2 separate regions of the Mus musculus genome follow, and region 2 is linked to region 1. The links are chromatin loops, found by intact Hi-C in ENCODE. Cell type or tissue: heart. All regions are shown on one strand. Each heading gives the region's core, and the rest is flanking DNA. Links, peaks and the distances in the headings are about the cores only.

The links. Peaks named below come from ENCODE experiments on the same cell type or tissue, not always from the same donor. Only the 100,000 strongest peaks of a DNase experiment are listed, where the experiment ranks them.
Region 2: a loop joins it to region 1, with 6 times the contacts of the local background. A loop is called at or near these places in 5 of 42 quality-filtered maps.

What each region holds. Positions count from the first base shown.
Region 1 is chr7:71,954,163-71,970,501 of GRCm38, forward strand. It overlaps Gm36633 (predicted gene, 36633), which reads right to left and starts at 7,856. Exons shown (of 5, transcript NR_126483.1): 1 at 7,794-7,856; 2 at 4,371-4,514; 3 at 2,913-3,029; 4 at 2,605-2,714. 1700011C11Rik (RIKEN cDNA 1700011C11 gene) reads left to right here and starts at 7,013. Exons shown (of 3, transcript NR_126462.1): 1 at 7,013-7,094; 2 at 14,846-14,903. In heart, for the core only: a CTCF peak has its summit at 9,420 (motif pointing left); DNase peaks (open chromatin) are centred at 6,679 and 9,479; H3K4me3 peaks cover 694 bases; H3K27ac peaks cover 1,319 bases.
Region 2 is chr7:72,159,615-72,175,953 of GRCm38, forward strand. It overlaps Mctp2 (multiple C2 domains, transmembrane 2), which reads right to left. Exons shown (of 23, transcript NM_001024703.1): 15 at 4,996-5,097; 16 at 3,584-3,658; 17 at 1,526-1,645. Among named protein-coding and RNA genes, the nearest start is that of Gm36696, 57 kb to the left of the region's middle. In heart, for the core only: no CTCF peak of the experiment used is centred there; a DNase peak (open chromatin) is centred at 6,637.

The DNA.
Region 1 (16,339 bases), core at 3,357-11,356:
AGAGATGGCATTACAAGCACAGAAAATTAAGAAGACAAAAGATCACACCTGCCCTAAAAATGTTACACTGTGTAATTTGGAACAGAAAGCTTCCTTTCTCTGCACATAAAAACAGCCTGTATACCAAATTCTGAGAGTGCAAGGTACTTTAAAGCTATTAAAACATACTAACAAATGTCTTAATTAGGGCAGGCACAAGAAGGTCCATTAATCTCCTTCTGGTCCCCTTTGAAATTGCTTCCCTCACTGATGTAGCCTTGGGTTCATTTCTACATTATCAACATTCTAGGACAACAAAATTAAAGCTCCCCCCTCCCCCAAATGAGATTCTACACACTAGCTGCTATTTATGACTCTCAAGATAGAAGCTACAACACAGTACATTTTGCTGGCCTCACTTCATAAATGTACTCTTGATTTTGTTTATTTCTTTACCCCTCCAATAGTTTTAACTTTGTTCACAATGCAAGAGAAGAAAGAATATGGGTTATTATTGTGGGTGGGTGGGTCTGAGAGAGGCAAACTTAAGGAAACTAGAACATTATGCAGTCCACAGCTGTCCAAAGCTGGAAGGAGAGAAGAATGACTAGAAATTATTTGTCCAACTTCCAGTCCTGCTCAGATATTTGCATGGAGCTATCCTACATTAGCATGTTCTTTGCCTTGCTGCATCCTTTGTAGGATGACCCTATGCCAGGCCTGGGTCTCCTTCTACAAGAAGAAAGAATTCTTCCTGTACCTAGCTAGCTAGGGTGATGAAGAAGGTTACCTAAACATGGATAAAAGTGGTATCCAAGGGCTCTGAAGACCCGTTTCAGGGTTGAGAGCTGGGGAGGTAGGATTCCCTATATATATAGAGAGACAAAAAAGGTGAAATACTGGTTTTCAGGCCAGCAGGCATGTGGGTAGCCTCATGCTGACAGCATTTTTGTGTAAAATTTTTGCTCATCTATGTTGAGTTGGTTTAACAGAGGACACACCCTGGATATCTTAAATTTTCAGTGGATGAGTTTGAGTGAGGAGGTTAGAATTTAGTATCGAAGCTAGAGATATAGACAGAGTGAACATGACAGAGATTACAGGGTGTTTTATGAAGGGAAAGAGCAAAAGGAAGGAAAACAGTGGCAGCAGGAAAGTTCCATTCTCTAGGTCTTTAATGGAGTCAGGAGTCACATAGGCTTCTTCTGGGGAGTGCCTAGAGGTCAATTCCTTCACTGCATTTAACCTCACAACCTCCCACATTTCCTTTGTTTTTGCCAGAATGAGACTGGTATCATAGTACATGCTCTGATCCATGGTCTGAGATCTAATCTGTGGGCTGAAGCTTGCTCCATTCCCCAAGCTCTAAAGTCTTTTCTGACTATCTATCACATACATGTATTCACACATGGAAACATAGTGTCATCTCTGTTTCTCAAAGAAGCCATGCTTTTGTCTAGCCCAGGGCCTTCCCACCTACTGACAGCTCCCAACTCCCCTCCAGAAGCACCACACTCTGTGATTTGGGTAGTCCTGAATTTTTTCCACCATTCAACTTACTGTTTAACCATCAGAAAAATCTTTGTCTTTCCCAGGGCACCATGCTACCATTATATGGATATATAGATATATACATAGATAGATATAGATATAGATGATATAGATATAGATAGATCTGTGTAGATATAGGTAGAGTTAGAGATAGAAACAGATATAGATAGATAGATACCTATATCTACATTTATAGTACTACTGTTTAAGCTGGCCTATCATCCAATTACTAAATTATTTATTTTCTTCTTTCTCTTATGACAGTGCCTGGGGCGGACGAAAAGTGTTTTAATGTGATATCATGACTTTAGACTGCATACTTAAAGGGATGTGTGGCACATCGCAGATGTCCAACACATTTATATTGAATGATGAAGCCTTGCAAATAGAGAGCTGAAGAACATGGATAAGCAGAGGCCCTGCTGATGAAGATCTGTCCTTTAGATCCCTTTTCTTCTGGATACATCCTTTCTCCCTCTGGCACAAACTCATCAACTGTGAAGGGACCCATCTGTACCATTGCGAGAAGCAGTTCCCCAGAGAGCTGGGAGTTGTAACTAGCTGTAGGCTTCCTCTGTGGGTGCTAGCCGACTCAAGATTCTCATTGCTCTGTCCCAGGAATATATCCACAGGATAGCCTTCATGTACAATAGCTGAGGCAGAGACCAGACAGGAGGCATTAAAAATTAAACAACAGAAGTGTCAATTGGCTTCCAATCTCAGGTTTATAGACATGAGAATGCTTAATGACAGGTGGCCTCTGTAACAGAGGTGGCCTCGGAGACACATTTCGCTTGATTTTATTTTTTAATTAACTTTTATTTTCAGTATTTTGTCCTTTTTCCTGCCCCTACTGGAATGAAATTTAAATAATAAAAGGCTCACCATGGTTTCCAGGGGGCTGGGAACAGCTCCTGCCCAGGCTGCAAGCATGGCAATCTACACATCTCTCTGCCTCTGAATTCTCCCACTGCCAACTGGCACACATGGTGTCCCTTGATAGGGCTCCCAAATGCAGTTCTTTAACCTAGAGTGCACTTCTTCACCACTTTCAACTGACAGCATCCTAATTACCTCTTTGGGGCACCCTGAAACAGCATTTCTTCCTGTTCTGGGTCTTCTCCATCCTCTGCAAGGCATGCCAGCAGGTTGAGTACACTTTATTCAGCATCTATCAACTGTACCTATAATACAGACATCGACTGAGTCTTCCTACATGGCATGAAAACAATTGTACTCGAAATTAAAATAGAGCCAGTATCAAATTGTGTATGTGTGTGTCTATAAAACATCCATTCACATATAAAGTGTAATAACACCAGCAAGTAACCTATAGAGCTTGTTTTCCTATGGATTCTGTTGTCCCACATCCATAATCTTACCTCAATTTTAGTCATTTGGGTTAAAGGCAGTGGGATTCTAGCCAGCTACTGAAGAAGTCCGTGCTGAGACCTTGAGGGATTCGGTAACTTTCCCAAGGTTGTACATATAGCTAATGGCTGAAATGACACAGATATGAACTTGAGCACTCAGACTCCAGAGCTGTTCTCCCCAACCCCATGTAAGACCAAAGCGTACAAGACTGCAGAATGAGGAAAGCAGAAAGAAATATAATTTGGGAAATATAATAGGAACTAGACTGTGCAGGATCTTAAATGCCATGAAAAGACATTTGGACCTTATTCTGTAAGTCAGAAAGAAATATCAGGTTTTGAACAAAAGGTCTTCGAATGAAAGGGTTGACAGCTTTAACCTGGTACTTCATCGCCTTATTCTAATTCAAAATTGTGTTGCATGATTTGTTTCTGGTGGCTCTTTCTTTCCTGAATCAATGTGCCACATTAACAGAATTTTTGCATAGTGTCCTCCATGCCCACAACAGTGGCTGGCATATGTAAAGTAATATCAGTTGTGACAAACCAAGAACACAAGGTTCAAAACTCATAAGGTGCCCCAACCTTGTACTCGGTAACCTTGAACCAAGCACACCTGACATCACCACCCAACACTATAAAGTTGCTACTGAGCAATAAAGGTGCCTAGATGTTAACTCTGTCCATTTCAACCCATTCTTCGGCACTTACTCAGAATGTAAACAATCTCTTTTGGTTTATTTGTAGACAAGACAGTCTTGTTCTAATACTGGTATGAGTTTGCTGCTCTCTACATTACCTGTTTTAAAAGGGAACCCTATCAGAAGAGACCACCTTGCTTGCCTCCTGTGCAACTCCCCTTTAACATTACTTGTTTTATCGATAGTGTTGCATCCAATAGCTTTAGTTGAACAGTACTGAGAGGAGACAAGGCAAAGGAACACTGTTGGCCCGTGAAGCCCCTCTTGAACACATGGGGTCCCTCGCTTCATTGCTTCCTCCACACTTAGTACAGAGCACTTAGCCTTCCATGGAATATTTGTATGCTCCATTTTCTGTGCCATTATGAAGGAGCTGAAGGTAAATGGAGTTCACTTTGGATAGGTGCTGTCATCACCCACTTACATGGTCCCCACCCTTCCTGCTTCCGAAAAGGGAAGTGCACATGCAAAGAGAATGAAGGTGTTTTCAAAGGAGCGGCCTGTTTCAGAGTCAGCTAGGCAAAGATAAATACCTTTGCTTGGAGTGTCAAACTGGTAAAGCATCATGGATTGAGCCATCAGGATGACATTTACTCAGTAAGGAAACAGCCTGGAAAAGCAGCATTCTGGACGTCCTGTTCATTGCTTCCTAAGACCTGGGGATTCTCCCTTCTCACACTTTTCAAAGGAAACTACTTGCTTTGTGACTGCCCTCAGGGATATTGTTAAGGTTGCCCATGCCTAGGTAGCTTAAAACAGTAGGTACCTTTGCTTATAACAATGCAGTTTGGGTTGGAATCGTCAGTAACAGCACATATCTGCTCTATAGAAATGAGTTCAGTCAACTCCACTGGGAAGCATTCAAGGTCCATTTGCAAGATGGAGCACTCACATGGTAGTCACGTGGCCTCTGAGAAAGGAAGTCAGGTCTATTGGTTAAGAGAGTGTCACTGCAGTTCCTTGCCAAATGGCCTCTCCAAAATACCAATTTTTCCTCACAATGGTGGCTTGTTTCTAAATGCCCCTGTCCCAAGAAAAGTAGAAGTCTGATCTGTTTAGATTTGGGACTAAACAAACATTAATAGCTGTGAAATGAATCTTGTTTTCTAAACTTCACTGGGACCTCAAAGATCAACACTTAGAATATCACTGGATTTGAACTGGAGTCTTAGTAAAGAAAGTCAAGTTCAGATATAGCTGCAGGGTGGACTAAAATCCAGTACGACTGGTGTTGCTGTATAGACCGGCAGTAGACACTAACAGAGAGGTGAAGACCTTGAGGACATTACAAGGCTATATGAGAAGATACCACACTCATCCAGAGATGGAAATTGGAATGATACTAAACCCACTGGGGAGACATCGAAAAGATGATGACACACAGTCCTCATGATGAAGAAGAAACACTTGGATCGTATCTTGGAATGAGAAGATGACCTATTTGCAGTAAGTCCCCTGGTCAGTGGGATTTTGTTACCGAAGTCCTAGAAAACTGACGCAGGGTCACATCATTTTAATCAAATTGTCCCAGTGCCAGCCAAAACTGTAGGGGAATTTCAGGAGGAAGTTCCAAAGAAGTTTCTGGATATTATTGAGTCACCATTGACATGGGAAAAGGGTCTCTGGTTGATTTGCTGTCCTATTACAATACCCATACCTGAAGCATGAGGGGTGCATAAGAAATATTTACCAAAAGAAAATGAACAAAATTTCCTCTCCATTTAATTTTTAATCTGTTTATTTTAAAGCAATCCTTCTGTATTTCCTTCTAAAAAATTCTACTGAGAGAATACAGACAAAAGGATTCCTTTGTGATTAGTGACACGGGTTTCTTTTTTGCTTTCTAACTCTCAAGATTATGAAGAAATAACTGGCTGGCTGACCCCTGAAGACTCACCCACTGTTTCATGGAAGGAAACTGAGTTTGAGTGCAACTCTGGGGATTGAGAAATGATCAAAGAATCAACCACTAGTGTGCATCTGGCTCCTCTTCTTGATAATGTAGGAGGAGCTTTGACACATTAGTTTCAACTCTGTGCTGAATCCCATTGGGCTGGGACTTCTTCATGGTAAGGCTCAGAAGCAGACTTATTCTCCATAGTTTCTAGACTTATTTGAGTTCAAGGAAGATTAAGGAGGAAAGGAGAAAGATGGAAGAGAATCAGAGATATAGCTGATATTGATAAAGCTCCTAAAATACTATGTACTGGGTATTCTACATGTGGTGTGTGTGTGTGTGTGTGTGTGTGTGTGTGTGTGTGTGTGTGTGTGTGTGTTGCATTTGTGTATGTGCAGGTTTGTGGGTATGAGGTCGCATGCATGCCTAATAGAGGATGTGAAGGTTAGAGAGCAATAACCAAAGTTGGCCCTTGCCTCTCTACCTGCTTTGAGAGAGGGTCTCTTTATTTCCAATGTGAGTGACAGGTATTCTACCTACATTACCTTTTTTAAATCAGCACAAAATTATTGTTATTATCCCCCTCTTTTCTGCCAGAAGAAAATGAGTCCTATATGCAACACTACTAGAGAATGTTGAGATTACAATTTATGTTCAAGTTCATAGAATGGCAAAGTCCATTTTATTTGGGACTCCACTGAGCTGCCCAATCAAACCAGAACCTCTGGGTGACATCAAATAGTGCTGTGTTCATGTGTGATGTCCTGGTAGTGCAGCAGACAGGATGGCAAGCCTGTCACTCTTAAATTTTCATCTCTATTCGGGAACAGTCTGGCTGGCTGCCTCATTCTTCTAATTCAAAGGATAAATTTCTCCCAAAGTGCACAAAACCCCACAGCACAGTTTCACCAACACACACACACACACACACACACACACACACACACACACACACACACACTTCCCCACTCTATGCTAGTCCAGTTAAATATACTATTGGCACTTTCTTAATAACTGTGGTCTCCAGAGAAAACCATGTGAAATGTATCAGTTTCTATCTACAACTGACAAAGGCAGGAGGAAAAAAGCCGTGGGAGGCTGTTATCCCAGCGGCCTGCCACCCGCCCTTTCCTGGCCAGCGTTCCTTTCCTGGATAGTTCCGGCTTAAGAAATGTTATTCACTCTGCTCCTCCCTCTCCCCCACCACCACGCCCCCATCTCAGCTTGATACTTGAAGCCTCAAAGTCTAGAGGAAGAAGGAAGAGAAGAGGGAGGGATAGGGGATAGGAGGGCATCACTGATAAGAACAAAGACCCGTTGAACTCCGGAAGCTTGTGGAGCATGCTGGCCAGAGGCACAGGCTTCCAGCAACATGAAAAGATGAGTTAGGAGGAGGAGGATTCCGGGAACTTCCTCTCCTTGTGGCGTGGCCAGGTCATAATGGTGCTGTGATTACACTGCCAAGGCTCATTAAAACAATAAACAAACCACAAAGGCAGTTACTAAGAGCCCTCCTCTCCTACTTACTTGCTGAAAGGGAAGAGGAGTGGAGCCCTGTTTGCTGCCATTTACCAGACCAGCTCCTGTAATCTGGTAATACTGAGAATGATTTAAAAATTAAAAAAAAGGGGGGGGGGAGCAGAAAGCCCGTACATTCTGCTGTATTTTGCAGGATGATTGGGAAGGAAGGAGGGAAGGCAGCTAAGTATTCAAGGAAAAGTATTGTAGGTGGATCTTTCTGGATAATGAGAAGATCTTGAGTTGAACATAAAGTCTACACTCAGAGTACAATTTTCTTTGGGCTCTATAAAAAAGCCCTAAGGTATGCTACCATGAATGAATGACTGGCAACAGTTTCCAAATGTGTTCCTGGGTGGTACATGCATCTGAATTAGTGAAGGAGGGGAGATGGAGAGCTGAAGACAACCAATTGGCATGTCAACATTTCCCATTTCTCTGGCACCTTTCTTCATCATCTCAAATCTCAAACAGCTTTGTTTTAAGACAGAACCAAATAACTCTATAATTTCAACAATGAAACCTAGGGGGATTTGAACCTAAACAGTCTATTTCTCAAATATAGTCTGACTAAGCTATAGGTCAGTCCACCTTCCTTTTCAAGTATCATGTAAATATATCACAAAAACAAGAACAAACAACAAGACCTTCAAACTGGAAATCCCCAGTTGTTCCTAATTCAGAATCAGCCCACATCCAAAGGTTCGAACTTGTGCTTAATGACACACCCGCCATGAAGTTCTGGCCCCCTCATCTTTCTGGTCTTTGCCCTACCTGTCTCAAACGTTAACCATCATGTACCCAGTGGTCTTCTCATTATGCTCTGAACAAGAGTGTGGAGAGGAACAAAAGGGCACCTTCACCTCAAGCCCTCTTGTAAGTGATGTTTCAGTTCAAGACTTATGAAAGCATATTTGAGGATAAGAGGCTTTGTTCGAGAATGATCCCTGTTTTAACACTTATTAGCAAGAAAATATCAACGAATATAAATATCGAAGGAAGAAAGAATGAAAGAAAGAGAGGAAGGAAGGAAGGAAGGAGGAAGGAAGGGAGGAAGGAAAGAAAGAAGGAAGGAAAGAAGGAAGGAAGGAAGGAAAGGAAGGAAGGAAGGAAGGAAGGAAGGAAGGAAGGAAGGAAGGAAGGAAGGAAGGAAGGATCTTAGGCAGAAAGAAAGCTGGATGAAGTAAAACTGGTAAGAAAACTGTCATTAACTTCTTGCAAGAGTTAAGGAAGATGAAATCTAAAGGAGTCAGCAGACCAGGTAATGTAAAATGAAAGTAAAAAATGTGGCCATCGAAATTATGACCTCTAGTTGTCAAAATCTTTTAGTCCCACAAAGGCCTGGGTCACTTGAGTTGACAGCAATCTTCTTCTGTCTGGACTCTTTCCTATCCTATACCTGTACCCGTGGAAGAGATTTCTCACATACAGCTTTTCTGTGTGATGGCTTTAGTACAGGAATAGAAATTTCTGATGCCAACCTATGTGCGGCTGAAGAGGACTCCACGCACTCCGTAGATGCTGCTTCCTACAATATCTCTGTAAATTGTTTGTTGGCTGTTGTTGTCTTCACGTCACAGACTGAGACACTGAGATACAAATAGACAAAGGAAGTGTTGAATGGTCAGACAACTATTTAAGCATAGCATAGCAATGGGGTCCAGAGACAGTAAGAGAGGCTCTGGGACTCTCTGCTTGTAATAATTACATGGTGCCCCATCTCTTCTTATATCTTATCACAGTGAGAGTGAATGAGTCCTTATTTTTTTTTATATATATCAGCAGTTCCACTGTCTAACCCTGGCCCTAGTTCATTGCAATAGAAAGGAAATTCAGCTTACTGTCAACACATTGGTTTCAAAGTCCGCTTAGTCACTGTGGAGCAGCGCAACATTCAGTAAGTCATTTAATATTTCAAAACCTCTGTTTCCCAGCCAAAAAAATTGACAAAATTCTGAAAAGATTATGGCAATAATGCATCCCAAATGCCAAGCATCCAATGTGTGGTCGGTACTTAACTAACATGCTTTATTAATGCAGAGTGAAAACTGTAGGTAGCAGACATCAGATTTTATTGTGTATATACATATTGTCTTGATGCCTTGCAACTGAAGATCAGAAAGAAATCCAGATGCTTCCTTAGTTGTGGTCTGAATAAGCAAACACATAAATAATGCCTATGTAATATAAATAACTCGTTCCAAAAGAGCATGGAAAAAAAAGCCTATTTGGCTCTGCGTGTACCTAAAAACCTTCTAAGTAGAATAGCACATGTCCTTTGATGTTGTGGTGACATTTAAAGTCTCCTTTAATATAACAAGTGATCTCTACATCCCTGAGGCTGCCCTAGTTCAAGGCCAGGGTGCAGTGTGAGGCTGACTGGAAGGTACACAGCACCACCTACTGAACTGGGATTTCCCACGTTTCAGATAAAGGTCGAACATGAGCTGTGTCAAGGCCGAGCCAAGACATTCATGTCCAAGTTTAAACAGATCTTAAGTGAAAGGGACAGGATCTTGAGCAAGACAATATCTCCAGGAAGGGAAGGGTTCCTTTTGCTTACAGTGCCTCTTTCTCTGTCACATATGAGCCATTGTTGGCATGTCCCACCGGAGGCAGGCAGCCCAGTGGCTCTTGTAGTAGTATCTTTGGTTAGGCACAGAACTGCAATTTCCTAGGGCTTGTTCTCCACGTAATTCAGCTGCATCTCACAGAGAAGGAACTTTCCTACAAACGCTGGTAGAGGACACAGGGTTCTTTGAAGTGTGTGGGCATTTGATCCACAAAACAGGTATCAGGATGCCCCAAAAGAGGGGATCAGTCATCAGAGTCTTCGCTTGTCTTCTCAACAAGCCACAAGCAAATGCTTTTGACCTATGGCTGAGTTTACCTATTTTCCTCTCTAGTAGCTGGGTGTCAGTTGAGGGGAAGGGTAGAAGAATACAATGTCTGCCTTGCAGTACTTGGCACTACTGATAGTTAAAATGTGAACTAGGTCATGGTGTACAGTGCAAGTATTGTGACCATTTGGGAGGTGAATATAATAATGTATTGGCCAAGCGGCTTGTAAGTGGAAGGTGGATTCTTCAGTGCCCAGGCCTGCTAATACCATATGAATCCCCTTCCTTGACCACCCTGACATCTTCCCTTTAACAAACCTGCCTCCACCATCCATCTCTTAAAACTCTGCTGTTGATGTTGTATGAGGCTGAGGACCCCAGAGAGCACAGCTTTAAAGCAGGGAAAAGCCCTGACTTGCTCTGCCTAGGAAGGCTTAGCACATAGCAGGGGTCTCCAAAAACACAAAGTCTTGCAATCTTTGCACCTACTACTTGTTCCCTTTTTAATGCAAAAGTGATGTCTATTTAGTGGAGAACACTCTTTGAATTTTGATCTGTTTCTTGGTTAGCAACCTTCTCTCATAGTATGGGGTGGGCTCAGTTCTCAAACAGCCAGGTAACCCTGAATTAAGTATCAGTACCCTGTGTCACTCTGAGATGGCAGGCTCTGTTTTTTGGAACATTGCCTGCCTGACCAGAAAAGAGTTTCAGCTTATGCCATGTTCAACTTTTAATAGGTTTCCTGGGAAATAACCCCATTGTAAGCCGACGGGTATGTAGAACTTTAGAGCCAGTGAAGGAAAACTCTGGCAGAGCAGTGTTCACAGGACAGCCGAGGGAAAGTCAGCTGTGGGGAGAAAGATTGGGACTAGATGGAAAGACAGAAAGGAGGCACTTGTGAAGGATTCAGCTCAACCAAAAAGTCACTGACACCGCCATCTCTGTTCCCAGCTACCCCTTGTTAGCTCTCTCAAGGCTCTCTAAGGAACCCAGTCCTTACAGGAGACTCTAGGAGAGCATGGGGGAGGGCTTCAGACTGCTGCATTTCCTTCCATCAACCTCAGCAGTTAAACTGTGTGAGCCCATGCTTCCAAGATACCTTGTAGTCCAAGCAGTCTCACCCACAATAGCTCTGTGGTCAGTGTGTGTGTGTGTCTGTGTGTGTGTGTGTGTGTGTGTGTGTTCTGTGTTATTTGGTCTTCCTGTCTCCTTTGGGGTATCAGTTTGTTATCTTGTTCCTTTCCTTTCTGCCTTTCTGATTCTCTCAGTCTGTTTCTCTCTCTCTCTCTCTCTCTCTCTCTCTCTCTCTCTCTCTCTCTCTCTGTATGTGTGTTTGTGTGTGTCTGTTTGTCTGTCTGTCTGTGTGCGTGTGTATATATGTGTGTGTGTGTGTGTCTGTCTCTGTCTCTCTGTCTCTCTGTGTGTGTGTGTGTGTGTGTGTGTGTGTGTCTTGCTCTGTCTTTGTACGTCTTCCTCTCTGAGTGTGTGTTTCTGTGTCTCTGGATCTGGATCTAGCTCCATCTAGCTCTGTCTCTGTCCCTCTCTGTGTGTCTTGCTCTGTGACTCTGATTGTATCCATAGCTGTGTTTGTGTTTGTCTCTCCCTTCCTGTAGTTTCTATCTCCTCTCCTGCTCTCTTTTCATCTCTGTGTGTGGCCCATTTGCTCTCAGTTTGCTCTGGGCTCCATTCATATTCTAGCAGCATTTAGCAAAAAAAAAAAAAAAAAAAAAAAAAGACTGTCTTTTCTTCCTATCTCTGCAACTCACCATTGACTCAGATCCCTGAAAAAAAAAAACTTGTTCTTTTTCTTACCGCCTTTCTGAATCTCTCAGTCTCTGTCTCACTCTCTCATTGTCTCTCTGTCTCTCTCTGTCTCTGTCTCTGTCTCTCTCTCTCTGTTTCTCTCTCTCTCTCTCTGTGTGTGTGTGTGTGTGTGTGTATTTTGTTCTATCTTTGTATTTCTTCCTCTCTGTGTACAACTTAAGCTCTGGAATACATATTTATTCTCAGAGCAGTACTCTGAGAGAAGCTGTACTTCTCTGGTCTGAAACGGTGAAGATCTGAAGGGAAGCACCCCATAACTCCACAGCCTCCTTCAGTCTTACTGGAAGGCCCAGAGATGTTATGGGTTCCTAGTGACTGAGAACTCCCCACATCCCTCACATTGGAGTGCCTGGAGCAGCCACTGGAGGGAGGGCTAGAAGAGCAACTCATCGAGACCATGCCCTCCTGTGTCTTCCTGGCCTCAAGTCCATGGCGTGGTGTCCTGACAGCTAACTAGCGCCTCTCTTTCTCTCTCTCTCTCTCTCTCTCTCTCTCTCTCTCTCTCTCTCTCTCTCTCTCTCTCTCTCCCTCTCTCTCTCTGGAACACAGCTTCCCAGACTGAGCTGTGCAGACCACAGTTTAGCGTTGCAGGTCAGAGTGCAGCTATCGTTATCATCTACCAACTGGCTGCCTGCCCTGGGCTTCATGACTCCCCCTTGTCTTGCAGACTCTGACTGGAGGGGCCAAGCACAAGGAACCACCCCACCCTCTCCACTGACCCTCCTCCTCCCCAAACAAAGGACTTAGAGAAGCAAGCAGCCTTCCAATACTTGCCTTACTTTTCAATTAATGAAACTCCGTATTATTACCTGATACCAGAGGGCACGTCCCGAAGTCCAGGAGACAAGGGTGACAGCTCATCAGCCTGTGGCACACATACACACACACACACACACACACACACACACACACACACACACACACACACACCCCACAGGCTTATCAAAGCCATCTTGTGAATCTTCAGTTGATTAAAGATGAAGATTGAAATGCATCCTAATAACCAGAAAATAACTTACATTCTAACATCTTGATTGTGCTAGATTCAAAGGGCAGCAAGATGTGTTGAAATGCACATATCTAATCACCGGCAGAATTAACAGATTTGCAGAGGTTCTGCTTGAGAACATTATGTGTTGCTGCAACACAGCATAATCAAATTCCCATTTAATTTCATTAATGCTAAAATTCAGACTATTTGCACATTTCCATTATTCCTAATATTAATTTGGGGGTTATTTGAAAAAGCACAGTTTTTAAATGGTTTCTCTCCCCTAGATATTTTTAAACCAAATTCATATGCATTAATATTGTGTTATTTGATTAAAAAAAGAACATACCCCTTTTCTTTTAATCTTCCTTTCCACAATCTAGCCCCCTTCTTATACATGGAGTTGGACGAGTCCCACAGGTGAGATTTCCTGTCTGGGCAAGTGGATGTACTCCAAATTGCTTTCCCATCTACCCCTCTTCTTCTCTATACCATGTTCTGTTACCTATGGAGTTCTTATATTGGCCCATTGTCCTTCATGGGTTGGCTAAGACCTTCACAGTTTCACTTCACCTTTCCCATTCCCAAACCTCGAAATTCAGAACTTGTGAATGTCAGTGTGTCCCTTCCATTCCCCTAAGAGTCCCGTGCGACAAAGCAGTATACCCTAACCAGTAACTCTATTTATGAGCACATTTCCTGGGACTGCCATTTGTTTTATTATCTAAAATCTCAGCATACTCTCAAGACATGCTAATTTTTTCCCATAATGCCCACATAAAGCTTCATTTTTGTTCAGGAACCTGGCTGTTTGGTTTCAAGTCTAAGCCAAGTCCTACTTTACGTTTCAGAGACTGACTGAGTCTCAAGTACTGGAGCTGCAGCTCCCTGGGCCTGAGCTCCCAGCCTGGGTCAGCCCTCACTTGCGAGCTGCATAGTCTCAGCTACTTCACTTAAACCTTCCGCACAGGGAGAGGGTGCTGCTTTAACATTTAGGGCCTTGTACACAAGATACGAAAAACCAGAACAAATAAAACAAATAAACACATGGGATTCACCACTGAACAAGTGTATTCAGATACAAGTATCAGAAATGAGATTCAAGCTGGCAATGGCGTATGGGCCCCAATGATATTTTATTCTTGGATACATTAACTTCCACACATTCATTCGTATTTATATACACATATATTGATTGATGACAGACAATATAATAAAGGAGTAGACTCTGTCATCTTTGTCTCTCTGAGACAAGTAAACAGAGAGATTAGCTGCACAATATGTTATATATTGGATTTTAAGTTCATCGTTTTGAACAAGAAGTTTATGGTATGAGTTAAGTTGCCATTGAGTTGTACAGATTGTAGGAAAACTTAGATTCTCATGAAGATTCAGTCATATCCATTACATCTCAGTCCAAGGTGACCCTGTACCCCTGTCCCAGATTTTAACTGTATTCTTATGTAAATATGTTTTTGCCTTAAAAGGTTCATATGAGCCCATTTGCTCCCTTTCAACGTCAGACCTTACAAAAGCATATCTAGATGTTTCATATTGTTTAAAGTCCTAGAGTTGGGACGATATGCATTCTTCCTTGTTAGGTCCAAACACGGAGGCCTGTAGTCTGGAGATATGGGATCACTACACACAACATCCTATGTTGGAAAAGAGAGCCCAATATTCAGCTCCTAGGAGCACAGGCAAGAGCCTGTGGAGACAGCTGCCCAAGGCTGCACCCAGCCTCTCGATCAGTCACCATGCCATTGTTTATACCTAGATCTGGAGAAGGATAAGGGTTATATAGAAAGGCACAATCACAAGTCTTTGATTGTCAGAATTGACTTTTCTCTGCAAATATCCAGATTAAATAGACAGCTTTTCCACCTTTTTTTTCTGGAATTTTCTCATAAGTTGGTTTAATAGAGTTGCTACATTGCACCTATTGCCAGGGCTGACCTAAGATGCGTGAACTTGAGTTATAGCCCAACACCTCATGTCTATTTGAACCTTCTCCTCCAGTGGTTGAGTAGGTCTGGACCTGCTTGTTCTTCCCACTGACTCAAAGCAACACATCTGTGTGCATCACTACTCTTTAGGATCAGCAGTTTGAGGGCATGGTAACTGGGGCACTACACCTCTTGCTCACTACTTGTTGGTGATGCTTTTTGCAGGTGATACTTGCTACCAGATCCTGTCCTCCTGTCTGAAGCCCTGACCTCTCTGGAATCTGTAAGTGGTTGCTTTCTTCTGCTGGATGTATTTTGGTTTAAAACCCTCCTTGTGTCTTACCTAACTCCTCAACTCCACTAAGGGCACTCCTGAAAGGGCAGTTATGTGGGCTGAGGGCTACACTCCATAGGAAGACCTCAGGCTCAAATTAGAAAGAGAAATCACAGGTCTTATGTTCAGATAACTAGAACCGAAAATCTTGTTGAATTGTTTTCACTTGAAAGAGCTGTCTTTGCACATTTGTCTCTTAGCAACAGCATCTGGTGTTCGACCTATTCCAATAGCCTTGGGTGGACTGTTCTTCCTTAGCTGGTATCTTGGAGCTATGTAAAACATTATATTTACATGGGAGAGGCAGTCTAGTTGCTCACTAACCTTTGACTCTTTCCATTCTGGCTTTATAGGCAGGCAGTTCACAGCAGTGGGTAGAATTTGGTAAATACATGGTGACCAGGCTTTCTTACATCTTTTCTGTCTTCCATACTGGCCATAAAGACAGAACCAATATTCCCAGAATTTCAAGACTTGACTCGTGGGTTTCCTTTTAGGATTAAATATAGCATGTGACTCATTAGAGATGTGGAAGACAATAACAATAATAAGAAAATCATTTAATCACTAGATGTGGAGAACCGTCACACACAATATTCCCTGCCTGGTGCTCTGACTTGCTGATGTGAGCCAGCAGCTGCTTCAGCACAGCTTCTCCTTGCCTATTGATCCTACAGGAGGTTTATGAATCTCTGGGCTAAATGTATGTAGTGTTGATGAAGGACCCAGCTTCAGGAATATGGCTTCAAGCTGGAAGAACAAATATTGACACAAATTTACACCATTCAACAAGAACTTATATTTATCCACCTATAGTCTTTTCCTGTCTATCCTCTCTTCCTGACTATTCTGCAGAACTCTTGCTCTGGCACATACAGCCTTTATAAGTCCATATAATCAGCTCTTTCCACTGCTTGAGAACAGGATACTGTGCTTGTATATATTAGTAAGTATATATCACAGACAGGTAAATATAGTCATCCATTGCTAATATTAATATTTTGCCTCTTTTATTATACCTGACTAATACAGTTAAGCATTTTGTTTTCTCTCTTTAGTCATCGTTAGGTCATCTTTAGAGGAAATGTTGACTTCCAAATTGGTAGAATATGCTTGATTATCTGACCACATCCACATAGAAACCTGTGATTGAGGCAGTGGATGGAATTAGAAAATATCATCCTGAGTGAGATAACCCAGTCACAAAAGTACACTCATAGTATGCACTCACTGATAAGTGGATATTAGCCCAAAAGCTCCAAATACTCAAAATACAATTCACAGACCACATGAAGATCAAGAAGGAAGATCAAAGTGTGGATACTTCTGTTCTTAGAAGGGGGAACAAAATACCTAAGGCAGGAGAAACAGAGACAAAGTGTGGA
Region 2 (16,339 bases), core at 3,415-11,414, 210 kb after region 1:
CCCCCTGTCAAGGTTCCCTTCCTGTCCAGAAGTCCTCTTTACCGGACAACCTGTTTCCCTTCATTTGTTTTAATCTTTCTTCAGATCAGCCCCGCAGCCCATTAATCATCTCTGTCATCCCCTTACTGAATCCAGGGCAACAGATCTGTTTTTCTAAAGTCTCAGAGCCAGAACTCAGTTGAAAAAAAAAGTGGGGGGGATCCTCTACTCCTCACATGGCTGGCCAGAGTGCTGGCTGGAGGCAGACACCAACTGTGTGCACTTTCCTCTGAGGGCCAGAACTGTACACAACAGTCCATGGAAAGTTTTGAAAGGGAACCTGGGTAGGAAGTGGATCTGAGGAGGTGGGAGAGGAGCCTGATATATGAAGCCACCAGCTGAATCGGGTGTAAGACAGCGAAATGGCTAAAAAAATGTCAGGACAATGACAGACACATAGATGTCCTGAAGTGATGCAAAATGAAAATAATCCAATCAAAATGGTACCCACTGTCAAAGAAAAAGTCTCTCATGGAGTTGACATATTGGTTCTATAAAATATGTGAAAATAACTTTGAGATCACAATGAAGCTCTAATATCTTGTATTCATATATAAATACACATATATTTATATAAGATATTATATATGTGACTATTATGCTATATTATCTCATATATATATATTTATGTAATATACACATCATGTAAATTAAGGTTGAAAATGCAATGCAAAAGAAAATATTGAGGATGTACTGTCAACATGAAACAGGAAAATCTGACTTGCCATGGATCATGATATATATAGTCTAGAACTATATTGCAATCTTTTATATAACTGTATAGAAACTGTATAGAAATTCACCATTAATACCAGATACAAAACACATAAAAGGAATCTGGAATGTTAATCTCCCCCATAGCAGACATTATCAGTCTGCTTAAGGACCAGTCCCTTTACAAATGAGAGCAAAGACGCCAGAGAAGCCAAGCAATGCTATGGTGCAAATGAGGATGTTCTTCAAGGACTCATGGACTCTCAGCGATAGACTCAACAATCTCTTGCAGCTCTTTGACACTATGATATTATTATGCTCATGAGAATGCAACAATGTTCTGACAAGTATTTCTCAAGTATGGTGTTGAGCCCCATTTAAATTTGCCATGATCTATTGTATCTAAAGCTTCATGTGTATACATATTTTTAATATTGAATTTTTTAATGATTGGCTGACAAACTAAAGTAGAACCACTCAGTTGAAATTTAGTCATACTGTTTCCAGCTGCCATTTTGAAAAATATTAATGGCCAGGTAAAGACTATATAAATATGCTTCAATAGCACCACAGAAACATATAGAGACTGGCTCTTTTAAGCTCAGCGAGAAATATTATATGGATAGCTTTTGAATAATTTAAAAGAATTCTTATGGGTCACCTTTACTCAGAGTCAGTCTTTGAAAGGCTAACCTCATATGTTACATTATAGAGAGATGAATGTATGTAAATAAACAGAAAATAATTTGAACATTAAAAAGAAAAATCTTACCACAAATGCTATTGTACTCCTTAATGTAGACTCCCATTGGAAGCAGCTTTTGAAGAACTGTACTGTGTTCCATATTGCCAAAGTGAGTCTTTTTACACGGTCTACATCTCTTGATAATATCTGTTTTTATAAAAAGATGGAAAAACAGACAGTTAGATTTACATGCTCTGGATATTCCCTAAGATCAGCTGCTGTAGTTGTTCAAATTATATTATGTACAGTACCATATATATATATATATTCCTATTGTCATCCATAGGAGACAAGCATATCCAACCTGTGTTAAGGCTCATTTTGTAAAAGAAAAAAAGAAGCTTGCTTTAGTAGTGTACAATACAGAATTCAACTGTCAAACAAGAACTGCAGCAACCTAGCATTTGGTATGTGTGAATACTGTGTGCATGCACATGCATGGGAGAGCACATACATATGTGTGTGTGTACATGGTGTGGCAGAGAGAGAGAGAGAGAGAGAGAGAGAGAGAGAGAGAGAGAGAGAGAGAGCGCAAAAAAAGAATAAAACAGAGACAGAATTGCAATGAGTGCCAAGTTATTATTTAGTATGGACGCAGATGGAAAGACCACCAGTAGGACAGGCCTAGCATCATCGCTATGTTAGTCCAAAAAGTATAGTTGTAGAAGTGGAATCCAGATTCCCCCTCCCCATTTCCCAGCTCTATCATCTTCAACACACTTTTCAACCTTTCTCCCAAAGTAGTACTGGCATTGTCTTTAACCTTACAGGTGGTTATTAGAATTCTTGTCTTTAGAGAACTGCCTATCTATCCTACAATAGATGGTTTTAAATATTTGTTTCAAAAGTAAAAATTTCAACTTTGTAACCTAGGGTACCCAGTGTTGTGCAGCACTGGAGGAGGGTCCTGACACACCCAGGGAGTTTAGTCCCAGATCTCCCCTCTATTCTCAGAGCCAAAGCCACCCCAGTGGTAACATTGTTTTGTAAAGGAAATGTCTTTTCTCCCACTGGGAGGCACAGTATTTTGATTTGCTTGCAAAGCAGTCACCCTGCCTACCTCCACTTAGGTTTTAACTTTCAAGTAAACAGAGCAAAAGACAAAAATAATAATAATAATAAAAATGAGGACATAGACTCGGATTACACACAATGACTATTGCACTCAAATGACTGTGGTACCAAAACCAAAACATGTTGATACTTTCCTCCAAAAGCCTGCTAAGTCCCTTCCCCAGCAAGGTGCCCAGAAGTTCATGGGAAACAAGAGGAAGAGAAGATGGCTTTATATTTAACTGCTTTGTGTCATGCACAGCTGCTCACCCCAGAGGAAGCTGTGGAAGTAATAAACATTTTTAGAGGGGGGACACTTTGTTCTTTGTTACACAACCGAAGAGGAACAATGGGTACTGGCTGAAATCCTGGCCTGTATCTAAAGAGGACAGGGAGGGGCTCAGAAGAAAGAAATGCAGAGGTCATGGGGTTTTTTGGTTTATAGTTCACCCCTACCCCAACCCCACTCAGTTTTAATGTGAAGATCCTCCCCCTAGTTCTGGATCTTTACTTTTTGTTAAACTGATAAGAGAAGAATTCCAGACAATGAGCAGAAAGAAAGACAGCTAATTCCATATGGGGTAAGATGCAAGCACACCCTAAATTTAAACCCAGAGAGTAACCTCAGCCCTAGGGGAATCTGAGGCTAGGAGCTTCCTTAGACCACTGGGAAATCCCTTCATCCAGTGAACGAGCAGAAAGCACTTGTCCTCATCTGTGAAGGGGAGAAAGAGAAATGCCACCAGTGAAAGGGACAAAGGCATTGAGGGTGTCTCTTTTAAAGAACTCCTCAGCGCACTGCAGAGCTCACACCCCCTCCTTCCTCCCAAGAATATGGAATATGCCACTCCTCATTGACCTGGCCCATTTTTGAGAGAAAAGACAAGAGAAAGAAGTGCAAAGATGAGTAGTCCAGATGAGAAGGGAGTGAGAGAGAAGAGGAAAAATAAAATAAAAGCCAGCAATGACTAAGAAGTACTTGGACGCTGGCTAATAAAGGTACTCAGAGGGCAGTTGGTGGGCGCCACCTACCTTTTTGGACAGCTTGCGGCTGTCTTCCACAAAGCGTTTTTCTCTTGGAGTGAAGGTCCTGATACTTGCTTTGACCTAGAAAAACATGGTTGTTACAAGGGCAGCATGCATAGACTTCATTCTCTCTCTGAGTATCTGAGAAAAGATCCCAGAAAATCGTACCTTATAACTCACAGGTAAAGGCCATGAGCCAGAAAGTGGTAGGTCCAGTCTTTCTTGGGCAGTTTCCTGAGTCTCGGGGCCATACAGTCCCTGATAAGCCAAGCTAGACCATGGATGGTCTTGTCACCACTTGGCTATATCCACAGAAGTATTTAAACCAGGACCAACACAGAGCTTCCTACATTTTCATGCTAATCTAAATGATGAAAATGTCCTCTCTCATTTTTGAACTAAACTTTAGACATTTGTACCTCAAAGAGGAAGGGCAGTTCTCAGTCCATTAAAACATTTCCACAGACAATCCCATTACCTCCAGTGACCTGAGAGAGCACACAAATGGGCCACGGTAGCTCCTTTACAAGGAGAAAACTAAGCCCCAGGGGAATTTACTGACGTGTTCAAACCAGCAGAGAAAGGGAAACCTTCAAAAAATGAAAGACAAATGTACTTCCACTGTGTCCGTGAACAAACATGTTTTCCACCTGAGACAGCACTTATGCCTTGGCTAAATAGCATAATCTCCATATAATCTATACACAAGTGCTTCCCAGAGGAAAGTAGTAGATTGGGAGAGGTCACCTCTCCTGCAGACTGGACAGATGGTCCATTTGAGCAGAAGAGGAAGAAACTGGGAAGAACACACACTCATATTGATGACTTGACCCCAATTTCAGCACTAGTGACAATTAAATATATATATGTGTGTGTGTGTGTGTGTATGTGTGTGTGTATATATATATATAGAGAGAGAGAGAGAGAGAGAAAGAGAGAGAGAGAGAGAGAGATGAAAGCTATGACATACATTGTTTTAGAGACTGCAGAGCTTGCCTATCATAGAATAAACAGATATACTATATATTATATGTAGATTATATGTGACATAAATTTTATGTTTCTAGAGTGGATTACATTTTTATATAATGTATCATCTCTTTATGTAATCTGTAGATGACATTTAGATATACAAAGTATTTATGAACCTATAGATATGCAAAGACTTTCCTTTATTTTTAATTATTCCCTTGACTTTTCGACTATTGTGAATTTAAGCCTCATCAATCCTGCTGGCTCAACTGTTTGAAAACTGGAACATTCAGCATGGATTTTACGACTGAGTTTTAAACACAGTCACCCCACCCATTCTCAAGCTTCAATCCTGAAATCTTTGACACTGATCTGAGTCTGAACAGGCTGAGCACCATGTGTTTCAGGTACTGAGAAGCTGGGAGGCACACCGGGAGGGCACTTACCGGATTATATATGAGGTCCAACTCTAAGTAAATAAGCCCTTTAAAAGCTTGCTCTAAGTCTTTATTCTTCAACACATAACAGTTTGGTTGTCCATCTCTAATCTGCGAGGAATAAAAAGCAAAGTATATATTAGTGCTATGATCTGTGTGTTTTCAATAGCAAAACCAAAACAACTAACTTTGACAAAGTTGGAAAGGTATTTAATTTTTTTTTTTTGCCTCTGCAAAAATGGATTTTACAACTCATTTTATATCTTCTGACATGACTTGGTAATTTATTTCCAGTTTTTATAGTGATCTCATTTTTTTTTACCACCATATGGTTACAGGTGAAGAAAATATTACTCAGGCACTAACTAAAAGATTAATCAACTTTTAATTTAGAATGAGATTATAATTGATAAGAAGATAAAGTAACAACCATCAGCTTAAAGTAGTATGTTGAAAGAAACCTAGTGGTACAGATTATGATATGATAACAGGACCCCTCCCCATTCTGGTGACCAAACTTTTCCACATATTCAAATATGATGAACTTTCTCCAAAATTTGTTGCCAATAATTCTAAAAATTGTCAAGTTATGGGGAAAAATGACAGAGTATAATACTGTTATGAATCAGAAAAGACTAGGATAATTAAATATATTTAGTACCATGAACTAGTTCCTGGAAGAGAAAAAATTATATTAATGAAGGACCAGCTAAAATCCAAATGAGGACCCAAGTTTACTTACTCATAACATACTACTATTGGTGACATTCTAGTGCTGGCAAATGCAACACAGTAATGTAAGATGCTAGCATGGGAAGAAAATAGAGAACTCTCTTTTCTTCACACTTTTCCTTTAAGTATAAAATTATTCCCAAAGAAGATTGAAGAATCATAAGGAAATGACTAAAGCAACTAATTTTTATTATATAGCTATCAGTGATTCTCTGGCCCTGAAACAACTCAAATTAATTAAATCAAATCTTAGCTGAGGTTAAGGTCAAGGTCCCAAATAAATCAAGTGACACAACATTACCTACACAACTTTGACAGTACCAAGTCACTCTGACCTCCGTCCTGCATGTCCCAGCACTTCCATGTACTATGCTAGCGACCTGCCATTCCCGGACTGTTTGATATCTAAGCAAACCCTTCCTATGGCAGCTCAGAAAGCCCTTGGCTTCCTTGAAAGGGCGCTATCTAAAGAAATCCTTGTTCTGTCTTCAGATTGAGGGCAGCCATGCTTTTTGTACAGAGCAGTAGTGGTGGACAGGCTGATGGCACTTGTGGCATTTAGAAAACACACTCTACTCTAAAAGAGCCTCAGCACAGCCTGAGCTTGTCCAACATTCTATTGTGACTCTAGTGCTTAATAATTCAAATAACTTGGGAAATTGGAAGGCCAGGAATCTGAGCCATATTTTAAATGACTATTGCTGTCACCACAATCATTCACACAAGTGGTCTTATAAACACTGGTGGAAATGCGTTGAGTAAGTCACGGTGGGGAAACAGCAATTCCACTTTACAAGGGAGAGGTCATCTTCCTTCCCAAAGCACCCCACCTCTCAGATTGAATAGCTTTCATACGGAAAGATGGCTTTCCTGGTCAGCGGCTGAGAGGAAGGGGGTGCCCCATAAAGTCCCGGCTTCCTTCCTCAACGGTGTCCAAACAGGATCCTCGGCTTCCGCTCTGGCACGGAGTCTCACTTAATAAATTGTGGGTGTTAAAGTTGAAAGACATAAAGACAAAAACAGCATGTCAATTTGCCAAGCTGAAGTACTTCCAACTTCAATTTGTTTCTGTCCTCAGTTCTTGTAATGTTAGCTTAAAATTTCCATGATTTCTTAAGGGCGAGGGAAGGTCAACAAAAGAACAAGAAGTGTCCATATAAAATTATTTCGTAGAAGGATTTTTTTTTAATTTGGTAAATGACCATTTCCTGTTACTCAATGTCCCTACCATTGTGTCAGCGAAATTCAGAATCCATGTAGGAACATTGAAGATAGCATCAAAAACAAAGATACAATGTAACATTTACTACTTTAATAGAAAATTTAATTGGAATACACAAATATTAAATGTTTGAAGATTATAAAATTAAAAACCTCTATTCCTCTTGAACATATATAAATATCACAATCCCTCTCCTGGATCAGGAATTAAATAGGATATTGGTACACATCTAACTCTTCTTTTATTTATTTTTTCTGAAGCTTTATATTCATAAAAAATAGACTTAAAAAAGTATTTAGATTTTGAGGCCCAACAAGCAGCTGACCAAGGCAGATGTAGACACTTACACCCAACCAATGGACTGAAGTCGGAGACGCCTGTGGTTTGAATTAAGGAAAGACTGGAAGAAGCTGAGGAGGAGGGCAACCCCATAGGAAGACCAGCAGTCTCAGCTGACCTGGACCTCCAAGATCTCTCAGACACTAAGCCACCAACCAGACAGCATACACTAGCTGATATGAGACCCCACAACACATATGCAGCAGAGGACTGTCTGGTCTGGCCTCAGTGAGAGAAGATGCATCTAACCCTTGAGAGACTTGAGGCCCCAGGGAGTGGGAAGGCCTGGCAGTGGGGGGGGGGGGGGGGTGGAGATGGTTTGTGTGTGTGGGGGGGGCATCCTCTTGGAGACTGGTGGACAAGAAATGGGATGAGGAGCTGTCGGAGGGTTGACTGGGAATGGAATAATGACTGGACTGTAAAAAAATAAAAGATTAAAGATAATAAAATAAATGTTAAAAAAATACATGAAGTTTATAAGCTTATTTTGTAGCTACCAATGTAATTTCATGGCATTATGTTACATATGCCCCTTTTTATGGGGTTATAGTGTTCAAAATGAAAAGCAGCTAGAGTGCCATCACCATAAATACTGAGACTAAAACAAAAGAGAATGTTCTGGAAAATACTTTCCAGGTCTATTATGAAACTGAACTGCCAACCCTTGAACAGAGGATGAAGATTTGGTGGGAAAAGCTAGGTGCATCTGCCCAGCTCCCGCACGATAGCACTCCATGAATGCTAAGCAAGCACACTGCATATGTAAGGCCACACTCAGGATTTATAGTGACAATTCTGAAGATTATTTTTAATACTAAAATTTAACAATTTTTATACAATAGGAAACTTAAAACACAGCCAAAAGAACATTTAGAGGTGAGAATCTGTCTCTACTATCAAGATAGCCGAAGCTAGAGCTGGAAACCACTCTCAGCTCACCCAGAAGAAACAATCATTGTAAATTCACAACAAAAGGAGATTTTTGCTGATTTGGAGAGTCTTCTGTGCTTACACCTGCTAAGACTACATTTCCACCAAACTAAGGTTCTCGGGGGCCTGGGGGGGGAGAAGGGGGAGGAAAGCCAGCTAATATATTAAACTTCAGTTCTGTAAGATAAAATATTGGAACAGATTTATTATATAATCTTTATATTCAACTGTGTAGGTAAGAAGGAAAATATTAGACCATAATTTAAGACATCCTCACAGGGTAATATAAAAGATATGTAATCTAATTAGGAATATATATTCTATAATTGGGAATAATACTTCTGGAATTATTAGGAACAAATTTCCCCATAGTTTAGAATAGCACCTTTCATGATGAGAAAGAAATGAGCTTTCCTACCTGCCTTCCATTACTTTCTGTCCTGTGAGTTACATGTCATCCATCTGGAGCACTGTAAAAGGTAACTCTTTGGTAATTCTCCAAACAGTTTAAAAGCTCCAGGAAGTCTGTTACTAAGTAATAATTTGAGATTTGGGATCAAAGAAAAATTACTATGAAAATTTATGTTACAAGGCCAGCCTGTAGCTGTCCCTATGAAGGGACGGGGGGCATTGGAGTCCCCTCCTTTCACCTCTGAACTCTGACTCTGCACAGATTGCAGAGAGAGGAAGTCACTTCCTTTAGTTGTATACCCTCTGCTGAGCCCACAGGGCCCCAAGGAAGAGCTCTAAAGACAATCACACAGATGGTGCTGCTTCATCTTGGTGGGCCACAGTCACATGGGCAGACGTGAATGTGAAAGACGGATTTGTGCAGAGGAAGGAAGATAGGATAAAAGGTGGCGGGAGATAAGAGCAGATAAGTGTTTGAAGTATACAGATATGTGTGTGTGTGTGTGTGTGTGTGTGTATGAAACTGCAAACAAATTAACTTACAAATTATCATGTTAATAGAATTTTTAATATATACCATAATTCTTAAACTAACATTTTTCTTCATGAAAGATTATTACCTCTGCTTACTCTTAAGCACAGTAAATATGAGAAACATTTTAAAAGTTGATAAGTTTTCTGAGTCACATGAATGCTCTATGAGTGACTCTTAAAGCCTAAAGTCATAGCCTGAATGTAATATACTTCAGCTAGGAGGACAAAGAAAAAAACTTTCCCAATTGCATTTTCTCCAAACAACCAATTATCTTTATTGTGATTCACCATAAAACTCTTTGATGTGATGTTTTACCAAAGTTAATCAGGGTCAATACGAAGGAGAGCTTAAGGAAGAAAGACATGCATTTAAGATCAAAATCCTGAGTGTAAAAAAAAAAAAAAATCGTATTGATTCCATCACTATTTGACCTTCTAATTAGAAAAGGCAGAATATTTGGATAAAGGCTATCTTCCTGTATCAAATACTATTCTCCATTCCATGTGACAAGAGAGAGAGAGAGAGAGAGAGAGAGAGAGAGAGGCAGACAGACAGACAGACAGACTGAGACTTTGACTTCATCATGGTACAGCAGCTGAACCCAGCTGAGGTACATGCTAAATGGCTCCCCAATAAATATGACAAGGAGAGACACACAGCTTGGCAAGAGGACAGTTAATACACATATAGCACTTCACATTCTGCATGCAGCTTGGAATCAGGCGTGGGTCCAGTGGTGTGAGTTACAAATAGCATGAGGGATTAGCATGGGAGTCTATGCTTAGCCCAGCAGAGAGAACAGCTACCAGGGAGCTACCGAGAACCATTTCCTTGGCCCTCACACCACATCTCACTTCTCTCCATGGCAGCTAGTCCTGTGCCAGAAGGCAAACTGAGATCTGAACTTGAAAAAGGACACAAAGCCTGGTGTGCTCATGGCTTCTCAGCCATTCTCCCTAAAATATGAGCTATTTCCACACAAACCATACAAATGATTCTAAATGTTATGGGAAAAATTATAAAAAATAACACTCATAAGGGAAATATGGAATTAATATCTTTGGACAAATGCATCTATAACTTGTAATATAAATAATTATTTCTGTCTCTTGTAAAACTAGAGTTTTACATACATCTCAATGACTTTCCAAACAGAATATCTATTCTGAGATCTATCTTGGATTTTACACTTACACTATCAAATGTATTTTTACATTTGGATAATTTTGGTATGATGTATTTTTTATTTATAATTTCTTTATATAAAAAAACTTTCACTTAAAAATTGAAATAGGACAGGCAATGTCTGAGGAAGACCCTAGAGGTAGATAAACTGAGTTCATATTTTAATTTGACTACAAGGTTAGATTGGAGAGGATTGTTTAAAATACTTAGCTCCTCTGTTCTTGTTTCTTAATTCTTAAATTGTAAATAATAAGGCTACATTATCTCAGAGGGAAAATACATGAACAACAGCCAGTCACAGTGGGGAATTCATAGGAATTATTAAATAGATGGCATATGTTTAATATCATCTCTTTTGGACTTAATCCATATGTACAGAGATTATATTTGTATATATATATATATATACAAAGGTATGTGTGTGAATATACTGGTAACACCAGAGCCTCAGACAGCCTGAGCAAGTATGCTCCCACTGAGCTATGGTCCACCTGCTATTTTCTCCTTTCCATTTTTTTTTAAACTAAGTTATTTAGCTTGGTGTTGAGTTCATCCTATAGCTCACAGAGGGCTTAGATTTTGCCATTCTCCTGCCTCAGCCTTCAGAGTATCTAGGATTACAGGCCACAACCTGGTTACAAGTATACCCTTCTTGAGTATATTTGATGAATTGTGTCATGGTTCTTTAAATTCACCCCAGTCATAAGCAGTTGTAGGCTGTGTTGAGTTGTTGACACATAGCTGTGTGTACCATTCACTCCTGAAGACATCCCCGTGATAGAATTGCTGATTCTTGAGGGGTGAATAATTTTGGGTTTCAACAAGTCTTATCAAGTCGGTCTCCTGAAATCCTTCAGGGCCTTTTTCCCTGTAATTTCCAGCCCAGGTCACTTTAGCTTAGAGAAATAAGCTGGGGCCTGGTATCTACTTTATGAAATCAGACAAATTTAGACTCAGTTCCCAATTCTGATATTCTGTGTCTGTATGACTGTACATAATTACTTTATCTCTGGGAGCCCAGGGTTCTTCTTTAAAATAGATACCCAGACTACAAATGTACAAGATGCATGTATGTGGCATTCTGAATCATTTTAATCCAAATAACTTTCCAACAGCATTTTAAGGCATCCCCTTTTTTTTTCCGTTTGATGATGAAAATCCTTAGTCGGGTTTGTTAATTCTGTTGCTTAAACTAATTGGAGCATTTATATTGTAACACAAGGTAAGGGAAGATGATGACTGGTCACAGTGTGCAAGGGCTAATTGCTTCGCATTTACCAGTTCACTTATCCTCTCAACATACATGTAAGAATTATCTTCATGTCAGCAAATAATAATCAAAGAGCAAGAAGTCAAGTCACTAGTAAAAACTGAGCCAAGTTACATGAGAAGCCAGTGGGTCAGCCCCCGATATATCAGTTTGTTCTACATTTTTAACCACCAAGACCATTACTAGATAAGGCATCTCTGTGCTGGGGGTTTCTTTTCTGGGTTAACTTTTCTGCCTAGTTGACGTGCCTTAGACTCAGTAATTAAAGACAATCCAGGCTGCCTGGAAACTTGTGTTCATAGGCTATAATTTTGCTTTTTATCCATTCTATCTTTTCTCTTTGAATTTACCATAGCAATTGGTGTTTTGGCTACATAGACTGATATCTGAGGATCTGAGGGATTTTGTCTCTTACTACTCATTTTCCATTTGCTCACTGAGGACTAAGTCCCTGCCCCACAGCCAGGCCTTTTGGTTTTTAGACTCACTGAGTTTAATAAGCATCACATGTTTGACCAGAGGATTGGAATTATTCATTGAAGAGTGGTAGGCTTGACAGTGGATACACACCTGAACACAATTAATACCCTTCTCAGAATCCACTGATATCCCATAGTTAGCAAAGAGGGGTAGGAATACATGGGTCCCTTCCAGATTCCTAATTAACTATTTACAGGATCTAGTCTTGCGCCATTTGCAGACCACTGCAGCTGCTGTGAAATTATGGCTACATTGTCTATATTACTTCTAGAAAGAGAGCATTTGACTTTCCTTCTCCCTATTTTCAGGCTCTTAGATTTTTTTCCGAACCCCTCTTCTACAATATTCAATCAGCTTTAATGGAAGTGGTACAAATGGCCTATATAGGTCTATACACAGAGATCCCTTATTCTTAGAACACTAATCAGCCATCATCTCTATATTCAGATAAGTTTCTCTTATTAAGGTTGGGCCTACCAGTTTTCTCTTGGCATAAGTAAATCTAGAAGGCATTTTAGTACCATGTCAATTCTGATAAACAGTAGTAAAATCACCATGAGGGCCTAAAATTTCCCCAGCTATGGGATTATGAGCTATGAAGTGGGCCTTAAGTACCATCAGAATATAGTTGGTTCCCACTATAACAGTCATGCCCCTACTGCACCAGTGGATACACCTTGCTTGGTAGATTAGTATTGTAGTCCGTGGGTTCAGCACTGTATGACATCATCAGTCTTCAGCAGACTGCACATTGCATGAAAATGAAAGCTTGGAAGCAGGTAGAAAGCTTCCAGCTCTGTTCCTACTTAGTGTATCTTGCAAGTAAAGTATGTAGGATCTTCAGCAATATAATCTTATCAAACAGTTCTTTTGGTCATTGAGAGGAATCAAAAAAAAAAAACTTGCATTCTTTTAAATGTCCACTGTTTATTATCTTGAAATTACGTTTTTGCTTAGTGGAATATTTTACCCTAACTCCCTAAGCAGCTGTTTATAGTTCTCTTAACAAATCTTTTATCCTATACACAGTAATGCCATGTTACACATTTATTTAATGTTATATGATCTCTAATTTGTATTCTATTCTTCAATAATGTTCTATAGACTTAGACATAAACTTCTGTTCGTTTTATGTTATAGTTGTTGGTGTTTTTACGTTTTAAATGAATATAGCTATTGATATTGCTTTCTTATGTATCTCATTGATGTCTTATATTCTGTTATTTACCAACTATTTATGTTTACAGATATCTGAAATTATGAGATAACCCCCTTTTAAAAATACGATTTCTTAGTTAAGATGTACATAATGTTTTCTTCCATAAATTTTATATTGCTTGTATACTACCATCATATCATCATTTAAGAGTGCATGGGGCTATGAGACCATGGACTGAAACTTCTGAACCAGCAGCCAAAATAAGTATTTCTTGTCTATGAAATATATTTTGGTCAAGGTGCCAAAAAAAAAAACCCCAACTAATAGATTGATAAAGGACTGGACTACTTTATCCATAATCAGGAGTGAGAGTAGAGTCTTTCCAAGTATCCCTTCCACATCTCGTGATACTGCTGGGAACAACTCACTTTCAATACATCATTGCTACCAATTACACAGAACCTTTGCTAATGGAATGAGCCCTTCTCATACACAAGAAACATGCTTTTCTTTTTCACAAATCTTTCTTCTTGCTATGATTTACTATAATTAAAAGTAATACTATAATACATTTTTTCAGTTTTTATGCTCATAATGCATTAAAATAGTATCAGAAGTACTCAGCCCCTTGGGATTTTTGAAACACAATCAACATGTTATTTTCTTGATGGCCAGAGAAGAGAATGCAGAGAGAAAAGGTTAGAATCATTTGAAAAGTTATAACTGATAATTTTCACTGTCATCATATTCACTATCTGATATCCAAATCCCTTTAATTAGACTTTTAAAGATAACTTTCTTTGGTCTTTTGTTGCATATTCTTTCTTCCAAGTGTTGGGCTGCCTTATAGTTCCTTTGGGAAGAGTAAATATCTGCATAGCCCTTGGGTCATCTCTCATCTGCTTCTATAGTTCTGCCTGCTCTCTTGGTCTCTCGCTGAGAACTGGGGCTGATATTCATAATTGCATCTTGCTTATTGTGTCTCATTCTACCTACATTTTTTCTTTAACCCTAGAAGTGGTTTGTCAGTTCTACTAATATTTTTAGAGGGGTATACTAGTCTCGGTCTTATCCTGTCTACTGCTCCACTGTTGGAATACCTTCTTTCTCATTTTGTGCTGTTTCCTTTTGCCTCAGGGCTGGCAGAGAACTCACAGTGTCCCACTTGCTAGGCTAGTACTCTGCCACCGCACTACGCTGCTCAACCTATTTCATGGACATTGCTTCTCTTTATCAATTGTTTTCTAGTTTTCTTAATTGTATATATTCCTTTTTATTGAGTTGTTTACTTGAATTTCAAACTTTATGTACAGTTACTAAACCTATCAAGGTACAACTATGCTTTTGGCCATGTGCATAGTTTTCTGTAGTGTTGTTGGAAGTTTTAAGCATCCTCTAATTGCAGCCTTGCAATGTGCATTGACTAAATCAAAAAATTTTTTTCTTTCATAGCCAGGTTGTTTGATATTTCTTTGTTTCTCCTCTGATAGCATATAAAAAGGATATTTCAGCACTGTGACCACACTAAAATGTCTGCCTCTTAGGACTCTACTGAGGTAACCCAAACCAAGGCATAAGTATTTGAACATGCTAAGCAGGTATTGAAATACTATGTTTTCCAGTTTTATGCTTGGATATACACATATCAACTGATTTTTTTTTATTGTTTAAAATTTGAGAATTACACCTTGAATGTGTCTAAAAGTCATCTGTTAATATGCTGATAGATATAAAGAAGATCACAGGTGTTCCTGCTTAGGAATTTTATGCTCTAAAGCATCACATGAAGTGCTCACTTTCAACAGACCTTACAGAATTGAAGCCTCATGAAGCAATGCAGAATTACTTTTAGTCTGTTTACATTTGGAGTTTTTATGTTCTGTTTAATTTTTCAGTGCCAGGCATGACAGAACATCAAATTCCTGCTAAGTTATAGCCCTAATCCATGGTTTTTTAAAAAATATTTAAAGCTGGATAGGTGATATATATTTTTATTCTAATCTTGTATTTTAAAAATATTTCCTCTCTGAAATAAAATGTGCAATCTTCCACACACAGGGCCATATTTCTTATAATCAGAGTGATAATTCATCCTGCTTTGAACTCTTAAAACATTTATTATGTATTATATTTACAGTATGTGTCTTATTTGTGTCCATACACTATACTTTCCTGCTTTACATCACTATTTTAGATGTCTCAAAGCAGAAGAAACTAAGATTTTGACTTAATATAAGGGACTTAAATAGAAAAATTCAATGCATGCAAGATATAGATAGCATTCTGAGCACATGACACACAGCCTAATATTCACCATGTTTTTGTCTTAGGACATTGGGAGAACCACACCAGGCACTTTAACGCTCTCAGTCTGACGGACTTGACCCAGTGCTTGACAGACTTGACCCAATACCATTCATAATATGTGATACATAGGGCTTGTGAAAACTTTAAAATGATACCAGTGCCCTAATGCTAGGGCAGAGCAGAGCAGAGCTAATTGACTTTTCACCATATTTCACCTTGTTTCAATTACTATGTATACTTGGAGAAGTACGTAATAACAATTAAATGTTTAATGATTGTTCTTCCAGAAAACCTAAGTTTGGGTAGCAGAAATCAAGTCAGGTGGACCACAACTCCAATTAGCTCTAAGTACCTACACCTTTGGCACCTGTGGGCACTTGAACTCATGTGCTCATATACTGCTCCCTCATATACATGTCCATATAAGAATTACTTCTGTCACCTACATGGCAATTTAAGTCTTGTCTATATCCCATAAGCACCCAAGTGATGTATTCCTTTCTCCCTTTCATCCATCCTGTACTCCAAGTCTGCACATGTTGATTTATGGACCAAAGCTACACCCAAAACCAAATTCAGGAATCATTCCACTTCTAATTTCTTTATTGATCATAAATTTGTTAATGCAATCTAAAATTTTGTTATTATTTTACTTTACTGTCCAAAATCCAATCTTAACCTTAAAACAAAGAAACAAACAAATGAAAAACCTATAATTGCCCATGTCTCCTACCTCATGCAAACCCACTGCACAGAAAACAACTTCATTGAAGATGCAAATAG